Linked DNA regions of Mus musculus: region 1 is linked to region 2. A link is a loop called in an ENCODE intact Hi-C map of the cell type or tissue named here. Cell type or tissue: left cerebral cortex. All regions are shown on one strand.

Region 1 (8,000 bases), 170 kb before region 2:
CTCACAACCAGGGAACCACATAGAAACATTAGCATGGTAAAAATAAATAAATAAATAAATAAATAATACAATTTTAAAAATGGTGATTCTAGCTGGGTAAGTCTTGATCCTATTTCTATAGAAACAAATGTTTTTTGAGCATCCACATGACTAAAAACGTCTCTGGATTTTTCCTAAACCAATCATCTAGGAGTGTCCGATGGCAAATACCTGTAATCACAGAGCTCAGATGCTCAGGCAAGGAGGATCCAGAGTTCAAGGCCAGCCTGGGCTATATAAGACCCTGTATAAAAACAAAAACATACATATAAATTTGCAGAGAGCTTTTTCTAGAAAAAAATAGGCATAACTTCGTCACCTTTCAAAATGTCCTGTAACGCGCACGGCTCATTTTTTAATCTAGTTATTTTCTTCCTTTTTCCCTAAGATGATGGTGACCCTTCTCCCCAGTTTAGGTCGACAGGGTATCTGCGTAGTTCTGAGGCCTTACCAGCAGAGGGCGCTGCGCCCGCGGGCTCGGGGCGGGGCCGGGCGCGCTTTTCTCCCCAGCAACAGGGGCCCCGCGGCGCTCGGGGGCGCGGCCTGGAGGCTTCCCCAGCCCCGCCCCTCCCCGCCCTGGTGCCCCAGGAGCGCCCTGCTGGGGCGTTGCCTGCCTCGCGGCGACCTCGCCCCTGCCGACTGGGGCACGGCAGGGCTGGGGACCACTCCCGTGCCTGCCCCTGGCGCAGCCTTCCCACCCGCTGGCCGGGCTGCATCTGGCTCGCACTTTGGAGCCGGATGGGGAGACGTGACCGCCGAGACTCAGGGCGCGCCAGGGACGGGTGGGGGAGGTTGAGCTTTGGGGCACCTGGGGCAGTTCGCGTTCCTCGGGGAGGGGAAACGGGCGCCCCAGCTCCCAGCTCTGCGTCCCCGCGTGCATTCTCCAAGAACGAGCTTAGCTTTTGGTTCCTCTTCCCGCTTCAGAGCCTTGCCTGGGATGGGGGCCAGGCCACAGGTCCTGCCCACAGTCACTAGACGAGTAAGAATTATTGCACTGGACTAGATGGACTTCATGCATTGCAGTAAATCTGACGGTGGGGGCTGAGTCCCTCAATTTCCTAATCTACAATTTGAGAACCTGAACTGTCCCGCCCATCCATCTACCCCGACCTGCAAATCCAAACACCGAGAGGTTTTCGGACCCGGGGCGAGGCGGGGGGGGGGGGGGGGGGTGCAATTGCCAGAATGCCTACCATCAGCTTCCAAGGAAGTCTAGCTATAACAAGGCATTTCCCAAGGACCTTGACAGTTCGCTTGCCCTCTACCCTCCCTGCCTCTCTCATCCCTCAGGGGAAAAAAAAACTACTGTGTGCTAGCTGCTTTTCAATCACAGGCTTTCTTGAGTTCAACACCAAACTCCTTGGGATTAGGGACCTATACCAGCAAAGCAAAAAGTCCCAAGACCTTAGAGCCAAAGGTCACTGAGTTGTCCTGTTTGTTTTAATACTGGCTGGTCCCAGTTCCAGCTTGGCCATTTGCTGCCCTCCTAGGGTTAGTGCCCTCCTAGGGCCTGTTTCTTAAGCTGACAAACGGAAACCACACTGCTTGGTTGTGACCAGATCTGGGGCACATGAGGAACTTTCTCCGTTTGCAGACCATGAGTCCTTTCAATATGTCAAGCAGTTCTTCCTGTAGTGCTTGAGCCTTCACACTTAGTAACCAGTGTCCTCTGCCTTGCAGCAGAGCAGCCTAATTAAGCCACATTTAAATACGGTGATATCTTTAGCCCAGTGGACAGGAAGTGGGGTAAACTCGGGGAAGCCTCTAAAATTTCAAAGTTACTAGTAAATCAGGATCAAGGGAAAATTGTCCAACCCTGTGCTGAACACTGATGGAGAATTTACCGCAAGATTCCCAGCTCCCACCCTCTGTACCTGGTGCCTAAGAATGCATGGGGGTGTGACTTGACTGCCATTGTCATAGGGGGTTAACCCCCCAGGGAGGTTCACAGTTTATCACCGCCAGAAGGCTATCTTAGGTGCCTTCCTGTTAGAACCTTTGGCTTCAGCAGCAGGGCGCATGCCTGGCAAAAACATAAGTCACGGGGAGTCCAAATGTTCCTGTCGGCCTCCTAGCTCCCATACCGTCTTACCAGAGATGAGGACTCCGAAGGCCAGGAGATCCAGCTCTAAGTTCCCGGCTGACACCGACTTGGTGGTGACTCACCTCAATCAGTGGGTCCGTGAGACCATATTTTCAGGAGGGAAGTCTCATGCCACACCTGTACAGTTTCCAAAGCACCTCTAAATAATTCCAAAGTGCTGTCAGTTGAGACCTGATGGTGTAGGTCAGTACAGTGACTGAAGGACAGAACAGGAAAAGTGTGAAGTATGGACTAAAAAGGATCGATCTGCGATCTGCACTCGGCGCCAAGTCATAAAAAGACATCCAAAGCTGAGGTTCCTGCAGCCGTGGCTGAGCAGGACGTGGGGTTCTTGGAAGGGACCCATCTGGGAATGCACGTGACTACCTGCCAGGGGCAGTGGGCAGACTGGAGTTTGCTCCAGGTCCTTCTGGGGCACCGTGGTGATTCTAAGTGCCACATCTATGCTGCTAGGCTGGAGCAGCTAATGCTCTGGGGTTCCGAGCAAAAGGGACTGCTTGCTGATTCTAAAATTTACCCTCCCGTTTCCTAGGGCGTTTAGGTGTTTGGAATGCCTTTCCTCCACCTGTCCACATTTCTACCAAAGCCCCCACCTTAACGCCAGCCCACCAGGGTTTCTGCGGCTGTGTTCCACACAGACCTCCGCCCCTTCCCATGACTACTTCGGGTGCAGGTTATCCTGTATGTGCATGCCTATGAAATCCTATTTCATCTTGCAGTATTGCCCTATCTGGGGTGGAAAGCCTTGCATTGAGGCTCCTCAAGTATCTTTAGAGCATTTGTCCCAGTTTAGGACAGGGTGGACACCACACAGACAATCCCTCCAGATCCACACCCTTTTCTGAGAATTCTCTGACCCCTGGCTGCATTTCCTGAGTGCCACAGGGCCTTGTGGCCAGCCATCATTGACAGGAAAGATCTGGAGCCAGGCTCTGAGCCAGCAAGTGGTGTCCACAGCCGCAGTGTGGCTTCCCTAGAGAGGGCTAGGGTAAGAGTGAGGCCAGGAAGGCACGGATCCAGTCCCCGGTGTGCTGCTGCTCTGCTCTTCCCAAACAGACCTTCAAGTCTAAAGACGGGACCAAACACCAGCGACCTTGGGTAACACCCCAGCCAGTGGACACCTAGGAACAGTTTTGTCCATCTGTCTCTGTGTGTGTCTTGGTCGCTCGCAGAAGGCTGCGCTGCAGGTGGCTCGAGCAGCTGCCAGCCATGCGGCTCCCCGCTGCAGTGCCCGCCCGCGCCCCAGCCTTTTCATGGGGGTTTTCCGGCTCCGGGCGCCCCAAAGCCACCCGGGCCGCGCACAGCTTTCTGATGAGTCAGCAGCAGCCGGGAGCCTCGAGCCGCTGCGGGCATCTGCTCCGTGACGCATCGTGAGTCACGGGCGCCCCGGCAGCCGCAGCCCGCCAGCTTCGCTGCAGCGCCGTCCCTACGGCGCCCACCGGGCCGGGCGCCCGCACCCGCACCGTGCATCTCCTTGGCTTCCCCGGCGCGGCCGGGCTCCAGGCTGACATCAGACGCTGGCCGCCAGGCCACCCTCTGAGTCAACAGTTTCCGAAGCGCAGCTTGCTGCCAGGGGCGGGGGAGAGCACAGCCTCCCGGGGAGGCGCGGTCCTCACCAGTCCGGCTGCGGCGGAGGGCGGAGGTGGGAGGTGGGTGGGGACTAACGGGGCCTTTACCAGAAGTCATGAGGCCGAGGGAGAAGGGAGGGCCAATGTCACCCCGCGGGGTAGCTGGGCGCCTTGGAAGCCCGCTGCCCCGGGCCACAAGCTGCAGCCCGCCCTGGGTGGCGAGGCTAGATCCGCCCCGAGGGCGGGAGGAGAGGAAAGGCGGGTCCTTGCTGGGAAAGGCCCCAGGCCAAGTTTCTAGAAGCAGGAAATGGACTGCCCTGGGAGACCTCTCTCAGCCCTTGGGTGCCAGGGGACCACTAAGGCTGAGACTTGGCCTCCAGCCCTTTGCTGGGGTCAGCTTTGAATAAGGCCTACTGCTGGGGGCCTGGCCTTGCTTGTTTAGGATCATACCAGAAGGGCTGGGGCCTCACTCACCTTACTCTCCGTGGGTTGCAGACCCTGTAGTCAACTGGGGAGGTAGGGAGGCACCCTTCCTCAGCTAAAGGAGATGAATGTACAAAGATAAATCGTTTCCAGGCCCTGGTATTAGCTGGCAGGTGGCTTTCCTGTTAATCGGGGCAGTAATGCTATGATTGAAAGGCACGAAAAAGAAGAGAAGAATTATGGGAATATGTAAAAAAAAAAAAAAAAATCACTGGAGGACTTAATTCTTCATCCCAAAGCAAGTTTCCAAAAGCTGAGGATGTGGCTTGGTGGTAGAGTGTTTGCCTACTGCAGGTCTAGTTCTTAGGAGTGTGTGTGTGTGTGTGTGTGTGTGTGTGTGTGTGTGTGTGTGTGTGGGGAGTGGGGGGATGGATTAAACTTTCCACTGAAGCCCTACATTTGTAGAATAATCTGGCCTTCCAATGGGTAGCAAGGCTAGGCATGTCTGGGTGCTTTGAGCTGCCTCCGCGTCTGCCCAGTAGCCAATCAGAGAGGCGGCTCTGTGTCTGGGAGGCACAAGGAAAGCAAAACATGAGCTCTGGGGACAGAAGATGATGCTTCGTGGTAGAATACTTACCCAGAAGGCACAAGGCCTAACTCTTCTCCAGCCAGAAATGGAACAGTCAAGGAAAAACCATAAGAAACATGCACCTTCTGGAAGCTTCTCTAACTCCAGCAGTTTTCCCTTACCAGGGCAAACAGGAAGGCAGGGTGAGGAGGAGCCAGGACACGGAGGACAGCAAATGTCTACAGGCGCTTGGTTTTCTCCCCTAGACCCGCGCCTCTAAGATCCATCTGGGACCGGGATGAGTAAGACTGTGGGCCCCAGCGGGAGTTCATGCTGAGCCGCTTTCCTGGATTTCACTTGCTGTTTTTCTCAGAGCCACCACTTAATTAATGGTGCCAGTCTGGGGAGGGAGGTGTCTGTGTCTCCCCTTGTAGGCAGGAGCAGGACAACAGCTGGGCTTTCAGAACCAGTCTGGATCTGTCCTGGCAAAACGTCATTGATGTCTTGACAGGGACTGTGTGAGCTTCCCCTTGCCCTGGGAGACTTTCACCTAGACTTCAGGCAGGGTGCACCTACTGCGTTTGGGCAGCCTTTTCCCCAGTGTGCTTTTCAAGGGTGGGCGGCTCATTTCTGACAATCCAATCTAGTTGGAAATAGCATTGAACTAGACTTCTAGGAAGTGTTCCCCCACCCCCCATCCCCTACCCACCCTCCTCATCCTCCTCCTCCTCCTCCTCCTCCTCCTCCTCCTCCTCCTTCTTCTTCTTTTTTCCTGAAGAAGACTTAAGAATGGCAGCTCTTGGGAAACAAAGGTGTCTAATTTGCTGATCTGGGACCAGACGTGACATCAGAGGAAGAAATAGTGTCCAGAGATGGTCTGGAAAGTGGGAGGGGTCAAGGCCCTAGGTCGCCCTTCAGGGAACATCGTGGGCTGGATCACTGAGGGTTCGCTTTGGATCAAGTGTAGGTGTAAGAAAGACTGCACAACTTGTAGCTTCTGCATTATCCAGGCTCAGAGCCCAAGCTCTTTGGAAGCAGCTTCTCCCACTTCTGCCTTGGGCCCAGCCCAGGTGACACTTACCTACTCTGTGTAGAGCTGTTTGCTCCAGTAAGTTTGAATGGCCCTGAGACCTCCACATGACTCCTAACATGCCTGGCTTGCCCTGCTGTGTTTCATGTTCCGAGAAGAAAGAACTTCATCTGTGCAGCTCACTCTTGCCGGGCCTCCTGGAGGAAGTGAGTTAGCTGCCAGCTCTGGCCCCCTCTTGCCTGCAATCTGCCCTTGGAAGCATTCTTTGTTTCTGACAGAGCTTCCTCTTTGCTGTGACTGCTTACAAGACAACCTTATCTGGGCCTTTGAACCCCACCAACTCTTCCTTGTCTGATCAAACAGCCCAGCATTTTCCACTTCACCGTTGACCACAGTGACCAATCAAATCAGAGAGCTAGATGCTTACCTATGTAGTTGGATCCAGGGCAGGGAGCCAGTGCAATGTGGCTGCACCTCACCGATACTCAGCCCTTCAGGAGCATAGTGAGCCTGGCCCGCTGAGCTCACTAGCTGTGGTAAAGGGCCAGTGTAAGTCTACATCTTGAAAATGAAGGGAGGGTGGGGGTGCTACTAAATTTTAATTATAAGATTCCTGGGGCTAGGTTGTAGCTAACTAGGAAATCATGGGTTCAGCATATGCAAGACCCCATCACCCCTATTATTATTATTATTACTATCATTAACAGTATTATTCTATAATACTGTTAATGATAGTAATAATAATGTAAAAGTGCAGTTGCTCGTATGCACAATAAAGGGCTTCTCAAGAACAAGTGTGTTAAGGCTGAGATAAACTATGAGATAACTGGCCAGGCAGTGGTGGTGCACGCCTTTAATCCCAGCACTTGGGAGGCAGAGGCAGGCAAATTTCTGAGTTCGAGGCCAGCCTGGTCTACAAAGTGAGTTCCAGGACAGCCAGGGCTACACAGAGAAACCGTCTCGAAAAAACCAAACAAACAAAAACTATGAGACAACTGAATTTCTGATAGTCACATGGCAAAAGTCTACATCGCCACAGATGTTAGAAGTGATGATTGAGGGGACAGGTCTGCCTCCGAAGGGTTGGGGTCCCTGCTTAGTGTTTGCCACCCCACTAGAATTCTGCTGTCAGACTTGACTATCTAATGAAGTAGACAGGCAGTGTCCCTTCATAAACAAGCGCTGTCACCTTGGGCCATGTGCTTTTTTTTTGAGCCATGGTTTTTGCTTTTCTGTTATTTTTTTTTTATTTATTTACATGGGTGTCTTGCCTGTACTATGTGTAGTACCTTTAAAGGCTAGAAGAGGTGTTGATTCTCAGAACTGGAGTTCCAAACAGTTGTGAGCTACCATGTGGGTGCTGGGAACTGGGTTCACTGGGAGAGCAATGTCCTTGACTGATGGACCAGCTCTACAGCCTGTTTTTGCTTTGTTAACTTGTAAAACAGAGATAATTTGTTTTACGTAAAAGAGAAAAACAATACTCTACTCACAGTCTTTGACCACATGTTGGGATTTTCCACAATAACCAGTTCTCCAGCACCAGCTAGGGCACTGCAGTTAAAATTCTTTTCTGACACTGTCTACCAGGAATGAAGTCAGGTCCTATAAGTTAAAGGCTCAGTATTATAAAATTGTGCCCTCCTTCAGATACCAATAGGAGACTCACTTCCAGAATGTCTACCAGCTGGTCTATAAGCTGACCCCTTCTGAGGCGTGATCACAAACTCAGGCAAGCATCCGCATGTGTCTGTTTAAAGGGATTAAAGGGTGGGGGCAAGGGTTATAAGGGACTCTCAAGACCACACATCAAGAACACAGATGAACTCCGGTGGAAAAGGTGTGTAGAGCTAAGTACAAAGAAAGCGATGGTGAATGTGCATGCCTTTGTTGACTTTAGGCCTGCAGCATCCCCTGGAACTCTCCCGTGCTCACTGTCCAGGGATTTCTCAGAGAGCCTTCACTGCCATTACAGGCTTCATTATTGCCTGTGTTTCCAGCTGCAACTGAAAGTCCCAACTTCCAATCACGGCCTGGACTCTCTGGAGAGCAGCTCCTGAGACTGCAAGACTCCTTAGAAGAAAAGACATTTATAGAACCCAGAAAATTCCCAAGTGGCAGGAGAGAAATACTGTCACCAATGCCATCCAAGAAAGGATAAGCCTTCAGAGCTTTGTGCTAGGAGCAATGGACAGAGACTCTGTGTGTGTGTGTGTGTGTGTGTGTGTGTGTGTGTGTGTGTGTGTGCGCGCGCGCGCGCACGCGTGT
Region 2 (8,000 bases):
TTTTTATGATGGTTCTCCAGTGTTCACTAATGCCTGACATGTGGTACAGCCAAAAAGGGATGAACAAGGATGAGACTTGGTGACTGTACAGAGCAAAGAGAAGCTCGCTGGTAGGTACAATGTGTTCTAAGATCAGTATCTGAACTGGGGAGTCTCTATCTTCAATATTCTGACTGAAGGGAAACCAACACCATTAGCAATAAGGGTCAGCATCTGAGGTATCACTTCCTACAGCCAAATTAAGTCTCCTCTCTTATTCATGCCCAAGATGACTACATCTATGAAGGGCCTTGTAACAGCACAATCTAAGAGAAGGGTTTGGAAGGACTCGTACTTCCACTCACATATTGGCCCACATTGTCTGCAATCCCATGGGGTCTTCAGAAACAATCTAGTATTTTATTTAATTCATTGGGAAAAATGTATCAAGTACCTATTAAAGAACAAATAGTAAATAAGAAAGATAACTATGGAACTGGGCACAACAGCTCATGTCGGTGATCACAGCACTTCAGGAGCTGAGGCAGGAGGCTTGCTGAGAGTTCCAGGCCAGCTTGAGTGTATATATGAAGGGACATTATGAAATGACCACTGTCTTATAGGAGTTTAGATCTGAGTGGGGTGTGGGCAGGATTCAATACTATAAAAGGGTTTTGCAATAACATATATATATATATATATATATATATATATATATATATATATATCTCCTTACTTATAACATTGCTTTGGAGGAGAGGCAGGCAAATAATTCAGCCTGGAGCTATCAAGGAAGGCTTCACCAACATGGCAAGGAAACACTGAAACCAGAGAGAAAAGGGGCCTTCAGAAAAAAAAAAAAAAAGCATCTCTTCCAAGAGAGTCTAGCCTCTCTTTGCACCAAGTCTTGTGTCATTCCATAGCCTGTAAATTCTTCAGTAGTCAGTCTCCACCTGAAACTATGTAGCCCAGGCTGGTCTCATTTATGACAATCTTGTCTTAGCCTCCCATGTGGCACACCCTTGTGATCCCAGTAGTTGGCAGATAAAGGCAGAAGATTCAAGAGCTCGAGACCAGTCTACTGGCCGGCCTAGAATACGCAGATGCTCAATAACATTGGTTGAATGCATCAGTGAACAGAGGCCTGAAGGACAGTGCTTATTGAATGGGGGTGTGGCATGGAGATGTATGCACTGTATGATGGCTCTGGGCAAGGGAAGAACTTACTAAAAGGCTGAAAAGTTGAATGAGTAGCTGGAGACCCCTAGCTCATAAAGGGGTAGCCTTTTATCTCCCGATAACAATAGACAAAGGTAATTTATTTAAGTAGGGATTGTTGTGATCTTAAGTTTAAGCATGGCATCTGGGCTCTGGAAAACAAGTTGTGATGTGGGTGGATGTCCTGGGATTACAGACAGAAATAGCTTCGTGCAAGCTAGAGGTGAAACACTGAGCCAAGTGCCTGCCTGGTGCCCATTAGCCCAGTACTTGGGAGGCTGTGGCAGGAGGGTTGTCTAGGTAGCCAGGGCTACACAGAATTTGTCAGCCAGCCAGGGCTGCATAGTGAGACCCTGTTACTGAAGACAAAATGGGGGGAGGGGGGTGAAGACAGGCAGACAGAGTACCTTGTAAAACAAACAGTAAGTAGGTGTTTCTGAGGCAAAGCTGTCTAGAGCTGGGGACTAACTAGATCTCACTTAAGTTTTTGAGGGAGGGAGGCAACTGTGGCTAGACTGGCAATGATCACCCCTTAAGACCACAAAGAAAGAGGAGTTTTAGATTTGGCGATATTAGGTCTGAAGTGCCTGGGGAAGGCTTTCTCTGAATCTCCAGGTCACCACTACCCAGTTTCTCCTACCCCTTTCTCTCCTCTTTCCTGCTGTGATCACTCCAAGTCCCAAACGCTCCTTACAACTCAGCCTGCAGAGTGGGTGTGGGGGCACCACGCCAGACACAGGGTTCAGGCTTGGTGGGTCTGGCTGTGACCTCTCCCGGAGGCGGCTCCCTGACAGGAAGGCAGGCAGGCAGGCCTGCCACTGGGCACACACAAGAGCTTCCTGCGCTGCAGCAGGTGCCCAGGCCAGCTGCTCCAGCCCTTCAGACTCAGATCAACAGGATGGGCCAGCCCAAGCGGAAGGAAGCCTGCAGGGAAGGACACTCCTGCAGACAGAAGCAGGGCACCGGGTGGAGAGAGGCAGGAAGAGCTGCCTGGGTTGCTGAGTTGGCGCTCCTCCAGCGGATTCAGAGCAGGCAGTGACAGGAGGCCATTCAGTCATCTTCCCCCACTCCCACCCCCACCCAGGGCTTCTCTGGCCCACGTTATTATCATTACATTTGTTGCTGGCTGGCTTTAGGTATACCAGAAGGAACCATCAGATAGATGTTGGTAGAGCTGGAGGCCTCTAAAACAAATTCCCTCCTTTACCTAGTCTGTGGTGACTGAGAAAGGGCACCTGCTTTAGCCCTTTTAGCCCAGCAGGCTGAAAAAGCCCACAGGAGGGCAGTGACTTTTGTCTCATGATCTGCCTGTCCCAGGGAGAAGATAAAAATCTCTAGTTTGCTTTAAGCCCCGTTATCACTCCCTCCGGCTCCAACAGCTGCCGTGAACCCGCACAAACGGGCGAGGGGGCGGGGCAATAGGGCGCCAACGAGGAGCCAAGAGCTCTCAGACTAGGAGGCTACAGCCTCAGCCGGGCTGCTGCACCCACAAGCTGGCTTCCCTAAGAAGCTCAGCTTGCCCTCAATCCCTGGAGCGGTGGAGGGGGCAGGGACAGGAACTCGATGTTTGACCGGGTCAGGAATCCCACCTGCAAGCATGCTTTCCTCACCCCATCCCCTCAAGCGGTTTCTTGGTAGGGCGTCGGCGAAGACTGTGGTCCCGCGGGTGGGGGAAGTGGAGTCCACCTTGGAAATAGCTCGAACATTGTATTTTAAACTTCAACTACATCAAACTCAAACTCGATTCTGCCACCGAGCGTCGGGTCTGGGGCTCCCTGCCACGCCACTAGCTCTTTGGTACCGGCTTCCCTTAGTCCCCACTCCAACCGCCCAGAAGGACGGGAGGGACGCGCAGAGGCGGGCCCTGCTGCTAGTGCCTGTGCTGCAGATGGGAGGACGAGCCAGCGCCTGCCGCCTTGGGCGTGGGCGGTGAGTGCGAGCAGGTGTCTGTTCCGTGACAGGGCTCCCGCCGCCACCATCTCGCCCTGGTTCTCCCCAGTCCTCCGGCTTAGAGTGACAAAACCCGGCAAATGCTCAGAAATGCCGCTCAGTGGTTCATCCATCCCTTGCTTCCACGCAAGACCCACGAGAACCACGCTGCCAAAGAACGTCTGGTGGCTCGGAGCCGCGCTCGCAGCCTCCGCCTCCGCCTCCTGCTCGGGGTCCCGCCCACTCCCTGGCGGGCCCAGACGCTGTGGGCGCGAAGGGGACTGGGCGGAGCGGGCTTCCCTTCCCACCCCCCACGTGGGGCCGGCTCTCCGCAAAGCCTAGTCGCCGCCACCGCGCCTCCCAGCTATGCCCCGCCGCCGGCGCCGCCCCCGGGCATGGGCGGAGGACTGAAGGCTAGGGTTGGGCGAGGGGCGTCACGGAGTCAGGTGGTCCCCGGAGTTCCCCGGGGCTGGACCGAGGGAACACGGTGCCTCGGGTTGTGTACACGCTCCACTGACAGAGCCTCTTGCAGCCGGGCAGCCGCTGATCACGCGTGGCTCTGCCAGCTCATTGGCTGAGGCCTCACACACCTTTGCCGCTGATTGGTCGACACTAGGCCCCGCCCTCTACCCCGCCCGCGGCGCGGGGCAGGCAGAGCGGCTACCTGCACGGGGAGGGGGGCAGACAGCGCGGAGCGCGGTGGCGTCGACGTCTAGTGTCTCAGTGCTCCCGTCTGTGGCTAACTAAGCAGCCAGCAGCCAGGCAGCTCGCGACCTGCGGCCAGGCAGCCAACCATGCTCAACTTCGGCGCTTCTCTCCAGCAAGCTTCGGTAAGTTACCTGAGGATGCTGGTCCTTTCCTGCCGGTCAGTGTAGGGGAGCCAGCCGGAGCGCGAAGCATGAGCCCCTAAATAAGCCACGCCTGAGAACCCAGGCTGCAGCGGGGTCTTGCAAGGGATTTCCTCCCTGCAGGCTGGAATATCATCGAGGGCATGTGCAAAAAAAAAAAAAAAAAAAAAAAAAAAAAAAAAGGGTCGGAAGAAGCCTGGGACCTGGACCAGGGGAGAGCGATCCTGGGTATCCAGGAGACAAGGAGGACTCTCAGGGAGACCCCAGGAGACGAGTGAGCTGGAGGGGCTGTCTCCCTGGAAGCGCGGTTTAGATGGAGGGGGCGCCCTGCACCTGGCTCTGGCGGGAGATGCCCCTGTCTGCACCAGGAATGCGACCCGGGGTGACAAGGACTACTCACGGTCTGCCTAGCCGAGAGGAGGGCGCCTGCTCTTCGGGGGAGGGGGAAACCCTGCCAGGTGGAGACCGCGGGGCTGGGCTAGCCCGGGGCTGGGGGAGGGGATGGCCGGCTTCGCGCGGGGTATGGAAGGCACGCGGACTCTGCGGCCGCCAGGGGAGCCGCGGCGCCCCCGCAGACGTCGGGAGGGGACTCCCCATCCGAGGCGGAGGCAGGTGGCTGCCTATAGATTACTCTTGGCAGGGGGCAGGGTCCTGCCTTGGAGCCCGACAGCTTGGCGGGGGAGTCGGGACCGCGAGACGCGGGGGCCGCGTGTCGAGGCGGGAACCGTGGGGCCGCGCGCCTGGAGCCCGTGCTGTGGGCGCCGCACGTCTGGGAGCCTGCAGAGACTGCTTGCGGGGGCTCAGGCTGCCGGAAACAGCAGTCGGACGAATGCTGCAGATGCGGGTAGGCTGAGGTCCCGCGGGCCGAGTGGGCGGAGTGCCCCAGGCTCCGGCCGCTCCCCGGAGGCGGCGAGCAGGAGGAGGGCGGCGGTCGGGCTTCCGCGGGGACCCGGCCCCACCTCCCGCAGCCGAGGCGGAGGCCAGGGATGGGCGGCGAACGGGTGCACCCGGGGAGCTTCTCGTCCCCGAGTGACCCAGCCCCGGCCTCCGCCAGGGGCGGGAACGAGGCCCGGCCCTGCTGTCGGTTCCTAAGGGAACCGCGGCTCGGAGGAGGTGGAAGGGGCGGGCGACTCGGGAGCCGACACCGCCCAGCCCTCGCGCCGCCCGGCGCGCACTGGCGAGCGGTTGGCGGCGGCGCCCGCGGCCCCTCCCCGGCCGAGCGGGGGCGGGGGCCCGTGCTCAGGAAGTAGGGGAAAGGTGACGGCGCGGCAATTCCCAGTTCACGTTTCCTGCGCCGCCCGGAGCAGTCGCTGATCACGCTTTGTTCACATGCCTCGCCCCCTCCTCCTCGCGCCCCCACCCTGCCCGCCCAGCCAATCCGGACGCGGGCCGCGGGCCGGCCGGCCAATGGCAGGGGCGGGGCGCGGGGACGTGCGCGCGGCGGGCAGTGTTCCCGGTGACTCACCCGCCAGCCTCATTGAGGTTAGGGCGGCCCCATCGGTCGGTCCCCGCCAGCGAGGATCTCCCCCGCCGGCCTCCCGCGCCCCGCCCCGCCCCGCCCCGCCTCGCTTCTGCCTCCACCCGGCTTCCCTTTCCTGCCTCGCACCAGCTCTTCGCTCCCTCCCGGCTTCCCCTCCCGGCTCACATTCTTCACCCCTGGCTGCCTTTTTTCCCACCCCTCTTTCTTTGAGTTGGTGACTATAGGCTTTTTACACTTACAGTCTTCATCCATTGCAGCTTACATAAAGGCGCGAACGATTATGCAATTACATTGTTAGTGATGTTTCAAGAACCGTGTCTTGTTTTCCCACACTCAGCAGGAAGATAGGCATTTTTAGAAAAGCGTTAAGATTATCATTGCCATTTTATTTATGTATTAGGTTTTTGCTTTGTCTTTATGAGTTCAGGCTGGCCCTGAACTAGTTATATAGCCAGAGTTGGCCTGGAGCCTTATATTCCAGGCTCCCCCACTTTATGAGGCTTTTCATAATTTTTGCAACCTCTACTTTAACCAGAAGAATTTGGAAGTTCTTTTTAAGAGGAAAGTAGAGATGGTTGGTGATTCTTTTGAAATTCAGGTCATGGAACTTTTAATGTGAGACATTAGGTCGAAGGTGTTGCACACAGAGCATGATCGGTTATCAAATCATGTTTTAATTAAATTAAAACCAACTTGTACTCGGGGTTTTTTGTTTGTTTGTTTTTGCATATCCCAAGAACATATTTTATGCCTGTCTGGTCCCTTATGGTACAGAAAAGCATTGTGTTTAATAAATCTGATAAAAATCATAGATATTAAGAGATTGAGACTTGACCAAAATAAAATATTTTTTTCCTCTTTGGTTGCTTTGTGTGTTTTGCATTTTGAGATGCAACTTCCAACTTCTTGGCCTCCACATTCCTGAGATTATACATGTATCCCACCATGCCTGGCTGTATTTGTGTGTGTCCACTTATTTTACTCAATCTCCACCGTATGTGATGAAGTTACCAATTTCAGACTTTAGGTAACTAGATACCACTTTAACCTGGAAGTAGTTTAAGTCAAATTACATTTTAAGACATTCGTCTTAATTCCCTTACTGGTAATAAGGTGGCCTTTAACCTTGAAATAAAATAGCAAGCATTGGGCATTCCTGCGGTTTGGATAACCAGATAACTGATTAGCTTCAACTTTTGTTTTTGTAGGAGGGGAAAATGGAACTAATTTCTGAAAAGCCCAGAGAGGGGATGCATCCCTGGGACAAAGCTGAGCAGAGTGACTTTGAAGCGGTGGAAGCGCTCATGTCCATGAGCTGCGACTGGAAGTCTCATTTCAAGAAATACCTTGAAAACAGGCCTGTCACACCAGTGTCTGATACCTCCGAGGATGACAGCTTGCTTCCAGGGACGCCTGACCTTCAGACAGTCCCAGCATTTGTAAGTATTTTCAGTGGGTAGAAGTGACAGCATTTTTTAAGAGTTTACATAATGGACCTCTAATTCCTCTCCTTGCTTGTGTTTGTATTTGTAGTGTTTAACGCCACCTTACAGCCCCTCTGACTTCGAACCCTCCCAAGGGTCAAATCTGACTGCATCAGCGCCATCTACTGGCCACTTCAAATCTTTCTCCGATGCTGCCAAGCCTCCAGGCGCCACTCCTTTCAAAGAGGAGGAAAAGAATCCTTTAGCTGCCCCTCCTCTTCCTAAGGCTCAAGCCACCAGTGTCATCCGTCACACAGCTGATGCCCAACTGTGCAACCACCAGTCCTGCCCCGTGAAAGCAGCTAGCATCCTCAACTATCAGGACAATTCTTTCCGGAGAAGAACCCACGGAAATGTTGAGGCTACTCGAAAGAACATACCCTGTGCTGCAGTGTCACCAAACAGATCCAAGCCTGAGCCCAGCACAGTGTCCGATGGTGATGAGAAGGCGGGCGCTGCACTATATGACTTTGCTGTGCCTTCCTCAGAGACAGTAATTTGTAGGTCTCAGCCAGCTCCTTCGTCCCCAGTGCAGAAGTCAGTACTGGTGTCTTCACCTACAGTATCCACTGGGGGAGTGCCACCCCTGCCTGTCATCTGCCAGATGGTTCCCCTTCCTGCCAACAACTCTCTTGTTAGCACAGTTGTCCCCAGCACTCCTCCTAGCCAGCCACCAGCTGTCTGCTCACCTGTGTTGTTCATGGGCACTCAGGTGCCTGAGGGCACCGTCGTGTTTGTGGTACCCCAGCCCGTTGTGCAGAGCCCAAGGCCTCCAGTGGTGAGCCCCAGTGGCACCAGACTGTCTCCCATTGCCCCTGCTCCTGGATTCTCTCCTTCAGCAGCAAGGGTCACTCCTCAGATTGACTCGTCCAGAGTAAGAAGTCACATCTGTAGCCACCCAGGGTGTGGCAAGACTTACTTTAAAAGTTCCCATCTGAAGGCCCACGTGAGGACACACACAGGTACTGACCGAGTGGGCTCTGTCTTTGAAGTGGGTGTGTATGTGGAGTTAGACTGTGGACACAAATGCAAGGGAGGGTGAGGTAGATGACTCATTGTCTT

What was found. Hi-C counts contacts between places; a loop is a spot of excess contacts. Peaks named below come from ENCODE experiments on the same cell type or tissue, not always from the same donor. Only the 100,000 strongest peaks of a DNase experiment are listed, where the experiment ranks them.
Region 1: it touches region 2 in a loop (7-fold over the local background); 30 of 42 quality-filtered maps call a loop at or near these places.

What each region holds. Positions count from the first base shown.
Region 1 is chr15:38,466,431-38,474,430 of GRCm38, reverse strand. Gm41308 (a long non-coding RNA gene) reads right to left here and starts at 1,203. Exons shown (of 2, transcript XR_001781662.1): 1 at 1-1,203. In left cerebral cortex, a CTCF peak has its summit at 477 (motif pointing right); DNase peaks (open chromatin) are centred at 2,248, 3,532, 4,673, 5,968 and 3 more places; H3K4me3 peaks cover 1,911 bases; H3K27ac peaks cover 2,762 bases.
Region 2 is chr15:38,296,515-38,304,514 of GRCm38, reverse strand. Klf10 (Kruppel-like factor 10) reads left to right here and starts at 3,804. Exons shown (of 4, transcript NM_013692.3): 1 at 3,804-3,956; 2 at 6,663-6,893; 3 at 6,988-7,900. The coding sequence starts at 3,921. It overlaps Gm35248 (a long non-coding RNA gene), which reads right to left and starts at 5,768. Exons shown (of 3, transcript XR_001781645.2): 1 at 5,694-5,768. In left cerebral cortex, CTCF peaks have their summits at 4,547 and 7,059 (motif pointing left); DNase peaks (open chromatin) are centred at 5,262, 5,683, 7,051, 7,351 and 5 more places; H3K4me3 peaks cover 4,416 bases; H3K27ac peaks cover 4,668 bases.